2 separate regions of the Homo sapiens genome follow, and region 2 is linked to region 1. A link is an interaction called in ENCODE POLR2A ChIA-PET data of the cell type or tissue named here. Cell type or tissue: Panc1. All regions are shown on one strand. Links, peaks and the distances in the headings refer to the core of each region. The heading gives the core; the rest is flanking DNA. Region 1 has its middle 7.0 kb from the start of ABTB2. Region 2 overlaps NAT10 (N-acetyltransferase 10).

The links. Peaks named below come from ENCODE experiments on the same cell type or tissue, not always from the same donor. Only the 100,000 strongest peaks of a DNase experiment are listed, where the experiment ranks them.
Region 2: POLR2A ChIA-PET joins it to region 1 with 17 read pairs; 3 of 35 experiments call an interaction of 5 or more read pairs at or near these places.

What each region holds. Positions count from the first base shown.
Region 1 is chr11:34,360,763-34,369,290 of GRCh38, forward strand. No RefSeq gene overlaps it. Among named protein-coding and RNA genes, the nearest start is that of ABTB2, 7.0 kb to the left of the region's middle. In Panc1, for the core only: CTCF peaks have their summits at 5,952 (motif pointing right) and 6,163; no DNase peak of the experiment used is centred there; H3K27ac peaks cover 1,499 bases.
Region 2 is chr11:34,128,205-34,136,732 of GRCh38, forward strand. NAT10 (N-acetyltransferase 10) reads left to right here. Exons shown (of 29, transcript NM_024662.3): 13 at 2,609-2,733; 14 at 3,177-3,327; 15 at 3,921-4,017; 16 at 4,822-4,938; 17 at 6,115-6,216; 18 at 6,308-6,382; 19 at 6,971-7,087; 20 at 8,438-8,528. Among named protein-coding and RNA genes, the nearest start is that of NAT10, 27 kb to the left of the region's middle. In Panc1, for the core only: no CTCF peak of the experiment used is centred there; no DNase peak of the experiment used is centred there.

The DNA of each region.
Region 1 (8,528 bases), core at 1,180-6,179:
TGTCATCCCAACTCGGGCCTTACCCAAACATTATTTTTGAAGAAACATTGTTTTTGAAGAAAAACAGCTGTCATTAAGCTGGACAAGGAGAAAAGAACATAACAGAACACTGGCAAACATTGGAACAATTCCAAGTGGAGTTGACAATTAAGAAGCAGATCTCGGATTACCCACGCAAAAATCATGTAACAGAGGTAGCTTGAAGTAAACTTTAGAAACTTTACCTGGTGTGAGGTCTTCTATGTGCTTACACAATCAAAAACAATCTGGAAATTAGGAGATAAAATACCCTGGAATTTACCTTGAAAGTGAGGGTGTTATAATCCCAACTATTTACAGACAGAACTGTCTCATGAGAAAGGTAGATTATGGCCTTGACTTTGGAGAGTGGCCAAATTTTAATTTAGTTTGTGGATCACCTTCAGTGCATTTGGCAGATGTAGATCTTTAACTCCCACAGGTGGTTTTAATCAACTCTCCTAGTCAGGAGGGAATGTCTTTAAGCAGAGAATTAACATGTTCAGGCTTACAGAAATAGATTTGAAATTAATTGGAGAAAACTAAGTTTATAGAGCAGAGAGCATTACCTGCTTGTTTGTTGGTTGTCTTTCTGTCCTACAAGAATATAAGCTCCATGAGGGAAGGGATCTTCTCCATTGAGTTCACTTTTGTATCCCATTGCCTAGGTCAGTATGAGCGTAAAGTAGGAGCTCAATAAATATTGAATAAGTGAATGAATGAAACTAACAGGATGAATGGGGCAATGTAATGAACAGCTAGGTTTCTTTTTAAACTCTCAAGGAACCAGCAGGTGCTTAAGACTGTGTGTTAAGGGAAAAGGATTACTGACATCTGAACTGAGATTTTCCTGATACCTGCCTCCTCCATAGACTTTAGGAGAGTCATGTGCTCCCCATCCATATTATTATTATTTTTGAGACAGAGTCCCACTCTGTCATTCAGGCTGAAGTGCAGTGGTGCTATCTCGGCTCACTGAAACCTCCACCTCCCAGGTTCAAGAGATTCTCCTGCCTCAGCCTACCAAGTAGTGGGGACTACAGGCATGTGCCACCACTTCTGGCTAATTTTTGTGTTTTTAGTAGAGACGGGTTCACCATACTGGCCAGGCTGGTCTCAAACTTCTGACCTTAAGTGATCTGCCCGCCTCAGCCTCCCAAAGTGTGGGAATTACAGGCATGAGCCACTATGCCCAGCCCCCACCCACATCAGAAAGGGGTTCCTAACACCTTGGGGAGGTGGGCTTAGGAAGTGGGGAGTGTCTTTGAATCACCTAAAATTGCCTACAACATTTTTAATATGAGTACATATTTGCATATTCTGGAGAGAGGGTCAATGCCTCTAGGCAGGACTGTCTGATAGAACTTTCTGAGATAAAGAAAAAGGTTCCATATCTGTGCTATCAAATACAGAAGCCACTAACCACTTGTGGCTGCAACTTGAAATCTAGCTATTGTGACTGAAGAACTGAGTCTTAAATTTTAATTAATTAATTATTTTTGAGATGGGGTCTCACTGTCACTCAGGCTGTAGTGCAGTGGTATGATCTTGGCTTACTGCAACCTCTGCCTCCTTAACTCAAGTGGTCCTCCCACCTCAGCCTCCTGAGTAGCTGGGACCACAGGTGCACGCCACCACGCCCAGCTAATTCCTTGTATTTTTGATAGTGACAGGATTTTGCCATGTTGCCCAGGCTGGTCTCGAACTCCTGAGCTCAAGTGATCCTCCTGCCTCAGCCTTTAATTTAATTTTAAACTTGAATAGCTATAAGTAGTTAGTGCTACCATAGTGGACAGCACGGGTCTATAGCCTTCGTGAAGATCTCAATGAGGCCAATGATCCTAAGAGGTGAGAAATAAGAATGATGGTTGTTAGAGAAGTTTTTCCAAAATGATGGCAGAACACAGTGGCCCATTGTTAGGTCACAGCGCCACAGCGCAATGTTAGGAAAGGAGATAAATGTTAGGGCCTTGGACAAAGAAAACCATTTGGAAAAGGCATATACAAAGTCTTAAATGGGATGTGAACTCAGCCCATGTGTAAGGAGTAAGACATCCTTCCATTGTCAAGACATCACAGTCCATGTTGAATTGGTGGGAGAGTACATGGTGAGGAGGTAGGTTTGTCCCTAAGGGTAGCTAAAGGCAGACAAGTCCTGGGGACATAGAACCAGCTCCTATGTATGCAAGGTCCAGGGTCTGCTGTCTGTTCAAGGCTCAGGGAAGAGGAGGCCCCTCTATTTACATAGATACATATAAATTTGTTTTTTTTTTCTTTTTTTTTTTTTTTTTTGAGATGGAGTTTCACTCTTGTTGTCCAAGCTGGAGTGCAATGGCATGATGTCAGCTCACTGCAACCTCCGCCTCCCGGGTTCAAGCGATTCTCCTGCCTCCGCCTCCCGAGTAGCTAGGATTACAGGCATGCGCCACCATGCCCAGCTAATTTTGTATTTTTAGTAGAGACAGGGTTTCTCCATGTTGGTCAGGCTGGTCTCAAACTCCCGACCTCAGGTGATCCACCCTCCTCGGCCTCCCAAAAGGCTGGGATTACAGGTGTAAGCCACTGCACCTGGCCATAAATTTGGATTTTTAAAGACAATCTAAGTCTGGGCTTGGCAGAGACAATAAGCTGCTTAGATGAGTGGGAAGGTCAGGGTGGAGAGCAGATCAAACCAGAAATGGCTCAGAACCAGACATCAAACAGTGCCTAGCCCTGGCAACTGATAAGAACACGGGTGGTAAATAGCATTCAGCAAACAGGCCCCTACCAGAGTGGCTGGTAGAAGACTCTAATTTCCAAAACCTTGGGGGAGGGGGCAAGGAAAGGCTGAGCCTGTAGGAACTGAAGGATGGTGCAGAGAGTCAAGACAGGGACTCAGTTATTGGGACTGTGGGTTTCCAGGCGGGGGTTTGGACACAAGGTTTTCAGAGCCAGGTCAGGAGTAGCAGGCAGCGTAATCACGTCCTGAATCTCTGAGGCACTTACTGGTTTGGGACTCCTTAACTTACTGGTTTGGGAACTCCTTAACTATTTGCTGACAGGTGCCAGGCTTGTCTCAGAATCTGGGATGAAGTGGGGCTTCCATAGCTCCTCCTGCAAGGGTTAGAGAGTCACTAAGCAGGGAGCACAGAGATGATTTCAAAAGCATTGCTTGCTACATCGCGGTATTATGAAAACCATCTGGGTTGTTCTTTGGACACTTAACATAATATGCCTGAGAACAGGTGATAACTTAAATGAGTCGTTTTCAAATTGCCGAGTTGAGAAATCCCTTTTTCCAGTCTTACACAGGCCTTGATATGAAATACAAAGAAGCAGAAAGCTTGATTTGGGGTTGTGGGTGGAAGGGTCTAGAGCCAATTCATGAATTTTCAGGCAGCTTCTGAGAAACTCAGTGGAAGCCCAAAACTTTGCAGAGCTACTGGAAAACCACTGACCAAAAGCCATTGTCAGTTCTTTGACTCACTATGCGGGTTGGTACATCTGGGGGAGAAATGGGTCAAACATAAGGAAGGAAATACTGTGGAATGCAAGGAAAGCTGAGAAACGTGGTAAACAGGAGTGTTATGGTTAGCAGAGCTGCTTTGAAGTTGATCAAACAGAACACTCAGTTGTTGAAAAAGAAACCAATGGTGTGGAAACTGTAAAGTCTCCTCCATCCTGTGCAACCTAGATTAGCCCATTCCTGACACAGGTATTTGTTCTGAATCTCACGACTAAAGAAAAACACAGACAATTCAAAACAAAGCCCCAAAATGGTTATAAAGAAGAAGAAAAAAATACTTCCCCAAGGTATGTTCCGCAGGATGGCTAGTCTCATGAGATGGCCTACAAAAAAAAAAAAAAAGAAAAAAGAAAAGAAAAAAAAGAATTGAATTTTGTGGTTAACTTTGGGAAATTTTGCATTCTGTTTCTCCCTCTACTATACTCATGACCTACAATATTTAAGGCTCTGTTTGTATTTCTTGTAACCCATGCTATCCTGGTCCTGGGCTTAACTGTGCAGAGAGTTTTTTTTTTTTTTTTTTCAAATACCACAGGCTATTTTAAAGTAACTGGGACTTTTTATTTAACTTGAAGAAGAGAAGACAATGACTATCTTCTGTGTCTTATGAAGACAATGACACATCTTATGTGTTCGCTCAAGTAGTTGTGATAGGGCAGGACCTTGGACCAAATCCAGATAGATATTAGGACTGGTCAGTTTCAGTATCTGACCATTGCCCAAAGCTGGAATTTGGTTCTTTTGGACACAATGCGATCCCAAAGGTAGTTCCAAACCTAGGACATTGCTTCACAGGAGAAAATCGGGGTAAGTGCTAACACTGTGAAACTCCGTCTCTACTAAAAATACAAAAAATTAGCCAGGCGTGGTGGTGGGGGCCTGTAGTCCCAGCTACTCGGGAGGCTGAAGCAGGAGAATGGCGTGAACCCGGGAGGCGGAGCTTGCAGTGAGCCGAGATCGCGCCACTGCACTCCAGACTGGGCAACAGCAGGAGAATCCGGCTCAAAAAAAAAAAAAAAAAAAAAATTGGGGTAAGTGCAGAAGTAATTGTGGCTTTTGCCATTGAAAGTAATGGCTAAACCGCAATTACTTTTGCACCAACCTAATAAAACCGTTCACAAAGCAAACAAGATAGGTTGTAGGAGGGCTTTCCAACAGGAGCTCTGCCTGTCAGGCAGTTGGCATCACAAATGTGTTAGCTGGTATCAGAGGAAGCCACTGGGAGCCTGGGAGTTTTTTTGATTGTGTGTGTGTGTGTGTGTGTGTGTGTGTGTGTGTGTGTGTTTTGATGGAGTCTCCTGCTGTCGCTCAGGTTGGAGTGCAGTGGTGTGATCTTGGCTCACTGCAACCTCCACCTCCCAGGTTCAAGCAAGTCTCCTGCTTCAGCCTCCCGATTAGCTGCGACTACAAGCGCCCGCCACCACGCCCAGCTAATCTTTGTATTTTAATAGTGACCTGGCTTCACCATGTTGGCCAGGCTGGTCTCGAACTCCTGACCTCAGGTGATCCACGCCCCCCCCACCCCCCCCCGGTTTTCCAAAGTGCTGAGATTATAGGCTTGAGCCACCCTGCCCAGCCTGGGAGCCTGGGGTTTAATGGCAAGAATTTTAGGGAAGGGGCTGGCACTTAAGACCACAGAGCTGAATTATGGGACAGAGAATCCAGGGACAACTTGATTGTGGTAGTGTTGCCATATTCCCAGACCTAGATGTTTCATATTCTAGTTATCAATTATCTGCTTAAAAAAAAAACAAAATCAACAATTGTGCTCTTCTACCCTGGTATAGAGAATCTATTTCAGCTTTTAATATTCATCTGATGGTTTTATACAAATCTCAAGTCCCAGGCACCTTTCTTGGAAATACGAATTCAGTAAGTCTGTAATGTGATCCGGAGTAAAAATATTTTAAACAAGCATTCTGGCTGGGCACAGTGGCTCATGTCTGTAATCCCAGCACTTTGGGAGGCCAAGGCCAGAGGATCACTTGAGCCCAGGAGTTCAAAACCAGCTTGTCAATATAGCAAGACTCCATCTCTACAAAAGAAAAATACAAAAATCAGGAGGGCGTGGTGTTGGGTGCTTTTAGTCCTAGCTACTTGGGAGGCTCAGGTGGGAGGATCGCTTGAGCCCAGGAATTGAAGGCTGCAGTGAGCTACGATTGTGTCTCTACACTCTGGGGTGGGACAGAATGAGACGCTGTCTCAAACAAACAAAAATTCCCGGGTGATTCTTATCAGGCAAGTTTGGGAACTAAGACATTTGTTTCTTAAACCTCAAGGCACCCCAAAACTGTTTTAAAATGCAAATTCTGTAGCCGTAGAGACTGAGTCCTCATTTGTAACCAGAGGGTCTCAGTTTGATTCAAATGCTTTGGGTCCAGGAAACTTGCAATTCAATATGCAAGTCCAGGAATTTCAGGTGTTCCCGGCAGGTGGCACTCTCAATCATTTAGCTATGAACTTGCACCTAAGAAGCCATTTTTTAAAACTCATGAGCAGGATTTAAAGTAAAAACAAACAAACAAACAAACAAACAACTTTTGAATCTCCCAAGAGGATAGATCTGGAACCACATAACTATTCCTAATGATAAATTCTTTAAAAAATCTGAAAATGTCTCTGTCTGCCCTTAAGCAAGGGTGCTTAATATTAGGAATGATTGTAGACAGCTGCAGCACAGGGATGGATGGCTGAATTGCAGATGGGACTGGAGGAAGTGGTCTTCAGAGTTCAGATAGTAGCCTTTAAAAAAATTATTTCCAGCCGGGCGAGGTGGCTCACGCCTGTAATCTCAGCACTTTGGGAGGCCAAGGTCGGTGGATTACCTGATGTCAGGAGTTCGAGACCAGCCTGGCCAACATGGTGAAATCCTGTCTCTACTAAAAATACAAAAATTTGCTGGGCATGGTGGCGTGTACCTGTAATTTCAGCTATTCAGGAGGCTGAGGCAGCAGAATCACTTGAACCTGGGAGGTGGAGGTTGCAGTGAGCCGAGATCACACCACTGCACTCCAGCCTGGGCAACAGAGTGAGACTCTGTCTCAAAAAAAAAAAAAAAAAAAAAAAAAAAAAGAATTATTTCCATAGGTTTTTGGGGAACAGGCGATGTTTGCTTATATGAGTAACTTCTTTAGTGGTGATTGCTGAGATTTTGGTGTACCCATCACCTGAGAAGTATACAAGGTGCCCAGTTTGTTGTCTTGTATCCCTCACCCCCCCCATTCCTTTCCCCCAAATCCCCAGAGTCCATTATATCATTCTTATGCCTTTGCGTCCTCATAGCTTAGCTCCCACTTATGAGTGAGAACATACAATGTTTGGTTTCCCATTCCTGAGTTACTTCACTTAGAATAATGGTCTCCAATTCCATCCAGGTTGCTGCAAATACCATTATTTTGTTCCTTTTTATGGCTGAGTAGTATTTCATGGTGTATCTATACAATTTCTTTATCCATGTGTTGATTGATGGGCATTAGGGCTGGTTGCATATTTTTGCAATTGTGAATTGTGCTGCTATAAACATGTGTGTGCAAGTATCTTTTTCATATAATGACTCCTTTTTTTCTGGGTAGATAGCCAGTAGTGGGATTGCTGGATCAAATTCCTACTGACACTGTTCTACAAATAGAGAAAGAGGGAATCCTCCCTAAATCATACAAGCCAGTATCACCCTAATACCCAAATCAGGAAAGGACATAACAAAAAAAGAAAACTACAGACCAATATCCCTGATGAAGATAGATGCAAAAATCCTTAACAAAATACTAGCTAACTGAATCCAACAGCATATTGAAAAGATAGTCCATCATTATCAAGTGTGTTTCATACCAGGGATGCAGGGATGGTTTAACATACTCAAGTCAATAAATGTGATACACCACATAAACAGAATTAAAAATAAAAATCACCTGATCATCTCAATAGATGCAGAAAAAGCATTTGACAAAATCCAGCATCTCTTTATGATTAAAACCCTCAGTAAAATTGGCACAGAAGGGACATATCTTAATTATACTAAATGTATAATTAAGTACAGCCAACATTATACTGAATGGGGAAAAGTTGAAAGCATTCCTCCTGAGAACTGGAACAAGACAAGAATGCCCACTCTTACCACTTCTATTCAACATTGTACTGGAAGTTCTAGACAGAGCAATCAGACAGGAGAAAGAAATAAAGGGCATCCAATTTAGTAAAGAGGAAGTCAAACTGTCACTGCTGATAATATGATTGTATACCTAGAAAACCCTAAAGACTCCTCCAAAAAGCTCCTAGAACTGAAAATGAATTCAGCAAAGTTTCAGGGTACAAAATTAAGGTACACAAATCAGTAGCTCTGGTATATACCAAGAGCAACCAAGATAATAATCAAATCAAGAACTCAATCCCTTTTATAATAACTGCAAAAATAAAATAAAATACTTAGGAATATACCTAACCAAGGAGTCAAAAGAACTCTTCAAGGAAAACTACAAAACACTGCTGAAAGAAATAATAAACAACACAAACAAATGGAAATACATCCCACGCTCATGGATGGATATAATCAATATTATGAAAATGACCATACTGCCAAAACAATTACAAATTCAATGCAATTTCCATCAAAATATCACCATTATTTTTCACAGAACTAGAAAAAACAATCCTAAAATTCATATGGAACTAAAAATGAGCCTGCATAGCCAAAGCAAGACAAAGCAAAAAGAACAAATCTGGAGGCATCACTTTACTTGACTTCAAACTATGCTATAAGGCCATAGTCACCAAAACAGCATTGTACTGGCTTAATAATAGGCACATAGACCAATGGAACAGAATAGAGAACCCAGAAATAAGCCCAAATACTTACAGCCAACTGATCTTTGACAAACCAAACAAAAACATAAAGTGGAGGAAAGGACACCCTATTCAACAAATGGTGCAGGGATAATTGGCAAGCCACATGTAGAAGAATAAAACTGGATTCTCATCTCTCATCTTCTACAAAAATCATCTCAAGATG
Region 2 (8,528 bases), core at 2,279-7,278, 230 kb before region 1:
TTAGCTGGGTCTGGTGGCGCGTGCCTGTAATCCCAGCTACTCTGGAGGCTGAGGCAGGAAAATTGCTTAAACCCAGGAGGTGGAGGCTGCAGTGAGCCGAGATTGCACCACTGCTCTCCAGTCTGGGCGACAGAGCGAGACTGTCTCAAAAACAAAACAAAAAAAAAAAAAAAAGAAAAATCACCTGTAATTCAACCATCTGGAGATAGATTTTGTTAGAATTTTGATGTACATTTTCTCTGCATTTATTTTACTTTTTTCATTTGAACAAGAAAAACATTTTTAATTTGCATTTTGAATATAACAATATTGTGAAATCTTTTGAGGTCAGTAAATATGTATCTCCAATATTGGGAAGATTTCTGTATAGAAATCACATCTTGAAGAGATTATTCTGTATGCAGATTTATTGTGACTGCTTTGCTTACACTGAAAATACTGAAATAAAATGGATTTTTACTTTTCAAACAGCTTTATTGAGATATAACTCACATACTGTACTATCTATCCATTTAAAATGTGTAATTTAATGGTTTTTAGTATGTTCACAGAGTTGTGCAACCGTGCTCACCACAACCAATTTTAGAACATTTTTATCACCCCATAAAGAAAGCCTGTGCATCCTCCTCCAGTTCCTCCACACCCCCCAACCCTAGGGAGTCACTAATCTACTTTCTGTACCCATAGATTTGCCTATTTTGGACATTTCATATAAATGGAATTATAAAATATGTGGTCTTCCATGACTGACTTGTAGCATGTATCAGTATTTCATTCCTTTTTATGGTTGAATAGTATTCTATTGTATAGATATACCACATTTTATTTTTCCATTTATCTGTTGGTGGACATTTGGGTTATTTCTCCCTCTTGGATATTATTAATAATCTTGCTTTGAACATTAGCGTGCAGATTTTTGCGTGGACATGTTTTTCAGTTCTCTTAGGGATACACCTAGGAGTGAAACTATTGGGCTAACTCTATGTTAGACCATGCGAGGAGCTGCCAGACTCTTCCAAAGCAATTGCACATTCTACGTTCCCACCAGCAGTATGAGGGTTCTGACTTTTCTGTATCCTCTCACACACTTATTATGTATCTTTGTGGTTATAACCATTCTAATAGGTGTGAAGTGACCTCTCGTTATAATTCTCATTTGCATTTCCTGGTGACTAATGATATTAGCATCTTTACATGTGCGTATTGGCCACTCACGTATGTTCTTTGGAGAAATGTGTATTCGTATCCTCTGTTCATCTCTCCAATTGGGTTGTCTTTTTTATTAATGATTTGTAAGGGTTCTTTATATATTCTTGATACCAGGTCCCTTTTCAGATATGATTTACAAAAATTTTCTCACATTCTATGGGTTTTTTCACTTTCTTCTTCTTCTTCTTTTTTTTTTTTTTTTTTTTTTTTTTGAGACAGACTCTGACTCTGTCGCCAAGGCTGGAGTGCAGTGGTGTAATCTTGGCTCACTGCAACCTTCACCTCCCAGGTTCAACCCATTTCTCCTGCCTCAGCCTCTTGAGTAGCTGGGATTACAGGTGTGTACCACCATGCCTGGCTAACTTTTGTATTTTTAGTGGAGACGGGGTTTCACCATGTTTGTCAGGCTGGTCTCAAACTCCTGACCTCAGGTGATCTACCCGCCTCGGCCTCCCAAAGTGCTGGGATTATAGGTATGAGCCACCATGCCCGGCCACTTTCTTTATAATAATGTCTTTTAACGACAAAAGTTTTGAAGTTTTGTTGCTTGTGCTTACTCTTTTTTCTTAAATAAATAAATAGGATACTTTTGGGAGAGCTTTGTTATGTGGTGTGGAGAGTGGGCATAAAACATCTAGCTTTTATCATTATTTGAGTAAGAGGAAGTATTTTACAGTCTTTGAATATAATAATGAGTACTATGAAATGATGTAATGAAAAGTGCTGTGTGTACCCTGTGGTGACATATGCCTGTGACTAAAGACAAGGAGAAGAAAACTCAACAATGAAAGCTGATTGAGTTATCAGATTATAGGTGATTTAATTTTTTTCTCAACATTTTTTAGCTATTTTATGTCACCTTATAAGTGGGCATAGCAATGAAAAGAATTACTGAGGTGGTGGATTTGTTTTATTTTCCAAACTGGAAATGTTCTCAGTTCATTTCCTTATGCACCGTACTTCTAAAAGCAGCTCCGTTAGTTGACCATTTAACTTTGTTCCAGCTTCACTAAAACTGCCTAAAGCCTTTATGCTAAAGGCTTTACTTACATCCTTTTTCCAGTCCTTATTTTTTAAGTTCACATCACAGTCCTGTGAGGTGTATAGAATAATCCCCTCTTGAAGATGAGGCGAAAAGAGATTCAGCTCCTTGCCCAAAGATACTAAGTAGATGAGCCAGGACGTGAGCCCAGGCCTGGGTGGCCCCAAGCTCAGCCACCGTGCCACCCTGCCTCCTTTGGACAGGTGCCTGCTATGCTGGAAGTTCAGAGATGAGCAAGGCTGTCCTGGGGGAAGCAGGGGTCTGGTGTTTCAGCAGGTGGAGGAAAGCAGCTCTCTGTCCCCTCCTAGACAGTGGATTTGGGACCTTGTGCCTGATTCCTTTTGCCTTTGTTTCTAGCTATGAGGGCACTGGCCGGTCACTGTCCCTCAAGCTAATTCAGCAGCTCCGTCAACAGAGCGCCCAGAGCCAGGTCAGCACCACTGCTGAGAATAAGACCACGACGACAGCCAGATTGGCATCAGGTACCCCAGAACCTGACCCGGGTCCCGCGGTTCACAGCAAGGCCCTTCAGTCTTACTGATCCTCGCTTCCCCTGTGACATCATGGGAAGCACCAAACCTTCCCACCATCAGGCTGAGAGGTTGAGTCCCCAAGAGGAGAAGTAGCTTTTTTCGGAGGAACAGCAGTCCAGTGACCAGATGGGAGCCAGACTAGGGCCTTCTGATGGTGGGGCCCTTGTGTGTCCTTGTCTCAGGGCATGGTTGCATTGAGATCCCTTTGGGGTTGGTATCGTGGCAAGTTGAATATCCACCAAAAACAATTTTAAACCACCCAGTTTAAATTCTTACCACACGTCTCTGGCCACCATGGGACAAATATAAAGTGAAACATTTTTCCTTGCTTTTTTAGACAATACATATTTAATCATTGTTTCTTCTTTTGTGTGTGTGATTGTGGGGAGCAGCGCGGACACTGTATGAGGTTTCCCTCCAGGAGTCAATCCGATACGCCCCTGGGGATGCAGTGGAGAAGTGGCTGAATGACTTGCTGTGCCTGGATTGCCTCAACATCACTCGGATAGTCTCAGGCTGCCCCTTGCCTGAAGCTTGTGAACTGTATCCTCCTCTGGGTTTCACTGGCCCTGTGAAAAGGAGAGGGGCGGTGAAAGAATTCAAAGGACTTGAGTCCTTTGTTTCATAGGATGCTGCTCTAGAGAAAGGGGAAAGTTGAACATTTTCAATTTCCTTTTTCTCTTCCTTTTTTTTTTTTCTTTCTTTTTTTTTTTTTTGAGATGGAGTCTCGCTCTGTCACCAGGCTAGAGTGCAGTGGCACAATCTCAGCTCACTGCAACCTCTGCCTCCCGGGTTCAAGTGATTCTCCTGCCTCAGCCTCTTGAGTAGCTGGGATTACAGGTGCCAGCCACCACGTCTGGCTAATTTTTGTATTTTTAGTAGAGACAGGGTTTCACCATGTTGGTCAGGCTGGTCTCAAACTCCTGACCTTGTGATCTGCCTGCCTCAGCCTCCCAAAGTGCTGGGATTACCGGTGTGAGCCAACGCGCCTGGCCCTCTTCTTCCTTCTTTTATGTGTTTCTGCTTAGGACACTGAGCTCCTGTTCCCAGCTACGGAAATTTGTTCTGCCTCCAGAGAGTAGTATGACCTGTCTTCGGCTATTTGTTTTGTTTTGGTTTCTTAACTCCAGACCCAGGTACTATGTTAATAGAGATACCCTCTTTTGCTACCACAAGGCCTCTGAAGTTTTCCTCCAACGGCTTATGGCCCTCTACGTGGCTTCTCACTACAAGGTAACTGCAGCTAGCCCTTGTGTGAATGGTAGCAGGGAGCTTCAGCATTTGGCAGTCCCCTTTTACTTGATTTGCATATTTTATTACCCAATGGCTTAGGTGACTGTTCCATTGGGACATTGATGAGTTCCACTGATCTTGCTGTGTGTAGGTATAGAGCATGTAGCTCCATGCAGTAACGGGACAGGGTGGAAAGCTGTGTCCATTTTTAAAGGAGTGCTTTCATTTCTTGCCTGCCTACTAAACTGATAGGATGAGGTGACATTGCAGTTGTGGCCCGGTGGTGCAGTTTGACCTGAGACCAGCTTTATAGCTCTGGGCTACTTTTATGGAACAGTGAATTTGAGGGTTTAGAATATCTGAGACTCTTAAAAACAAAAGGGTTGGTTAAAAAGGATACTTTTTGAATGTCTAGATAGTATTTTTATGAACAGCTTTTAATGGAAGGCTTGAAGAGTTGGTGTTAGAAGTGGTGACAGTTTTTCCTGAAATAGCAGCCTCTTATCTGTAAAAAGTTCACTTCCTAGCTGTGAAATAAGTAGTGCTAAATAAATTCTCTTCTTCTGTCCAGCCTCAGTGCTCGGGGTGAGAGGACAGTAGGCATTTGAGGCTAAGTTCCACTTAACCTGTTATGAAGAGTCTCAGGCTTGCCAAAATACTAGAAAGGTGCTTTGCTGGACTTCTGCTCCTCACTTGGCTTTGGAGAAGGCCATACTGCAGTCATCCTGTGGTTCTGAATCGAACCTTTTGCGTAAAGGGCAAGAGGAAGAGTGCTTCTCACTGACCCGTGTTTGGCTTCCACAGAACTCTCCCAATGATCTCCAGATGCTCTCCGATGCACCTGCTCACCATCTCTTCTGCCTTCTGCCTCCCGTGCCCCCCACCCAGAATGCCCTTCCAGAAGTGCTTGCTGTTATCCAGGTATAGGAGCAGAGGCGTCCTTGTGGCAGTGATTTGGGGAACCACTGAGGCATCAGGAATTAGTGGCTTAATAACTGCATTGTGGGAGTTTTGAAACTGTGGAGTCCTGGTCTGGAACCAAGGGGCTGGGTCTGCTGAGACAGGTGACTAGGGTGCACTGGAAGAGGTTAGCGCCACTAGACACCCAAAGCTCCACTGTTGACGGACGGGGAAAAGCCAGAACCGACCGCTCTCTTATTTTGACTCACAGCTTCTTCCACAAACAGACTTGTTTGTTTTCTCCCTTTATTACAAAAGCAATACATGGTGCATTTTGAATTAGAGGCTACAGATTGGGGAACAAATTTTTAATGCCTAGCATGGATGTATTTATGCATTTCTATATCACTTTTCCTTTTCATATACATAGTAATCTGCTTTTATTTTTAGGCAGTGTATAAAACACTCATAATCTACATAAGTTTTAAAGCTGTGTAGTATTTCATTATATACATGTACCATGATTTGTTCAACCATTCACCTGTTAGACATTTTAGTTATTTTGAACTTGTGCTGTTCTGTACAGAGCCTCATGAGCATCCTGTGTCTTGATGGCCTTCACACACGCACAGCATACATAGAGACTCTCTTCTAATGTGGCTTTTACTTTTTGGGTCAGGAGGCTGTCAGTCTTCTGCCCTGTAACATGGGGCCTGGTAATTAAGCTCCTGTTAAGAATGGATGTGTCAGGCCAGGCGCCATGGCTCACGCCTGTAATCCCAGCACTTTGGGAGGCCGAGGCGGGCGGATCACAAGGTCAGAAGATCAAGACCATCCTGGCTAACACGGTGAAACCCCTTCTCTACTAAAAAAAAAAAAAAAAATACAAAAAATAAGCCGGGTGTGGTGGTAGGCACCTGTAGTCCCAGCTACTCGGGAGGCTGAGGCAGGAAAATGGCATGAACCCAGGAGGCAGAGCTTGCAGTGAGCCGAGATAGCACCACTGCACTCCAGCCTGGGCGACAGAGTGAGACTCCATCTCAAAAGAGCGGGGGGAATGGATGTGTCAGTGTCAGGGTTAAACCTGAACATGGGGGTGGAAACAACTGGCCTAGTTCGAGAAACAAGCTATATTCTGTGAGTGGGCTCTGTATCAGAGTTGGCCTTTCTGCCTGCACTGTCCTGCTTCCCCCACAGGTGTGCCTTGAAGGGGAGATTTCTCGCCAGTCCATCTTGAACAGTCTGTCTCGAGGCAAGAAGGCTTCAGGGGACCTGATTCCATGGACAGTGTCAGAACAGGTGACGGGCTTTCCCTGGTGTGTCTGAGGGAAGCTGGTGGTGTCCAAAGATGTCTGTGTTGCTAAGTTACTGGTTTGTGTCTCCCACACAGTTCCAAGATCCAGACTTTGGTGGTCTGTCTGGTGGAAGGGTCGTTCGCATTGCTGTTCACCCAGATTATCAAGGGGTAATGTGTCCTCAGGCTCCCCTGAAGCCGTGTTGCTGGCGGTGCTTTAGGGTGGGGGTACTTGGTGGCTGGAATAAGAAGCTGGTCAAGCAGAAGCAAGTGAAGTGTAGGCACTTCCCTGCTCTGGAGAATTGAGCCAGGGTTCGGGGTGGGTGGGTGGACAGGATGATGGCATATGCTCACTCTTCCTTTGTGAGAACGAGGACTTGTGAACCAGACCTGCATAACAAAATTACCTTCTTAGAACACCTCACTGAGTAATTGGCTGTAGAAACTTCCTTTTCAGGCAATGGTACAGAAACTGCCTCTCATTTGGGCTTGCCCATCTGGAGACCAGAAAGCACAGCCATCCTTACCCTCAAGTGGCTGTTCTTGATGAGCTAGACCAGTGTTAAGAACTCGGGTCACACTACTTTCAGTCTTAAGTGTCTCTGCTTTGACCTCACTCAGGGTTTTCATTGGTTCTCTTGCCCCGTGCTGTTTGACAGGGAGGGAAGGTTCTCTAGAAGCAATGCAGGGGAGTCACTGTGGCTTAGACTGAGAGCAGCTCTCTTCCCTCGGCCTCTTCCCCTTCACGTTTGCTCCTAGATGGGCTATGGCAGCCGTGCTCTGCAGCTGCTGCAGATGTACTATGAAGGCAGGTTTCCTTGTCTGGAGGAAAAGGTCCTTGAGACACCACAGGAAATTCACACCGTAAGCAGCGAGGTAAGCATCTTTCGACAGACCTCCTGTGTCCTGGTTCTTGGGAGGATAATTCTCTGGGTTTTTAGGGGCATCAACAAAAACCAGTCCAGAGCTTTGGACCCCTCTCTCATTTTCTTCTGCTGCTTTCTCCTACCGAACACTTTAGATCCTCAGATCAGTATCATTGGGATCATCTGGCAGCTTGTTAAAAATGTAAATTCTTGAGCCCCACTCCAGACCTACTGAATCAGAAACTCTGGGGTAGACCCTGTAATCTGTAGTTTAACAAGATTCTCAGGTGATTCTGATGCTCATTCAAGTTTGAGAATCACTGCTCTATAATCTCTTTCATCCTACACCAGACTAAGGGAAGTTCTGTCATTCCTTGATAAGAATGACTAATACTAGTAACTGTGACAGCCTTTCATGTGCATTCATTGATTTTCATAGTATGTATATTTGAGAGCTAGACAAGGGGCTTTTATTTAAGTTGAGGCAGCTGGGCAACATGGCGAAACTCCATCTCTACAAAAAATACAAAAATTAGCCGAGCATGGTGGTGCACGCCTGTAGTCCCAGCTACTTGGGATGCTGAGGTGGGAAGATTGCTTGAACCCCAAGGTTGAGGCTGCAGTGAGCTGTGATCTCGCCACTGGACTCTGGCCTGGGTGACAGAGCCAGACCCTGTCTCAAGCAATGAAAAAAAAAGTTCAAGCTCAGAGGTTTGTCACTTCCTAAGGCTGTCAGGTGATAGAACCTGGACTTCATGCTGGATCACAGGAGCCTGCCTGTCCCTTTGTAAATCTGTTGGGCATTTTTTTTTTTTTTTGAGATGGAGTCTTGCTCTGTCTCCCAGGCTGGAGTGTAATGGCGTGATCTCAGCTCACTGCAACCTCTGCCTCCCAGGTTCAAGCAATTTTCCTGCCTCAGCCACCTGAGTAGCTGGGACTACAAGCACACACCACCGTGCCTAGCTAATTTTTGTATTTCCAGTAGCGATGGGGTTTTGCCATGTTGGCTAGGCTGGTCTCAAACTCCTGACCTCAGGTGATCCACCCGCCTCAGTCTCCCAAAGTGCTGGGATTACAGGCATGAGCCACCACTCCCGGCCTCTGTCAGTCGTTTCTAAACTCTTTGGCTGTCTTCCTGCATTCTAGAGGTCTGAAGCAGTGTGATTCTATGCATGTTGAGGTGTTTTGAGAATGATTGCTTGACTCCGGTGTTCTCATAGTTTGAAAACCACAGCAATAAACCAAGAAACCTCTCCCAGTTTTTGTTGTGCTAAGTCCAGAGTGCGCTGCGGCAGGGTGCTTGACGATGTCTCTCTCCCTCTGCTGAATGGACTGTGTTCTCTCCTTGGCATCTTCCCAGGCTGTCAGCTTGTTGGAAGAGGTCATCACTCCCCGGAAGGACCTGCCTCCTTTACTCCTCAAATTGAATGAGAGGCCTGCCGAACGCCTGG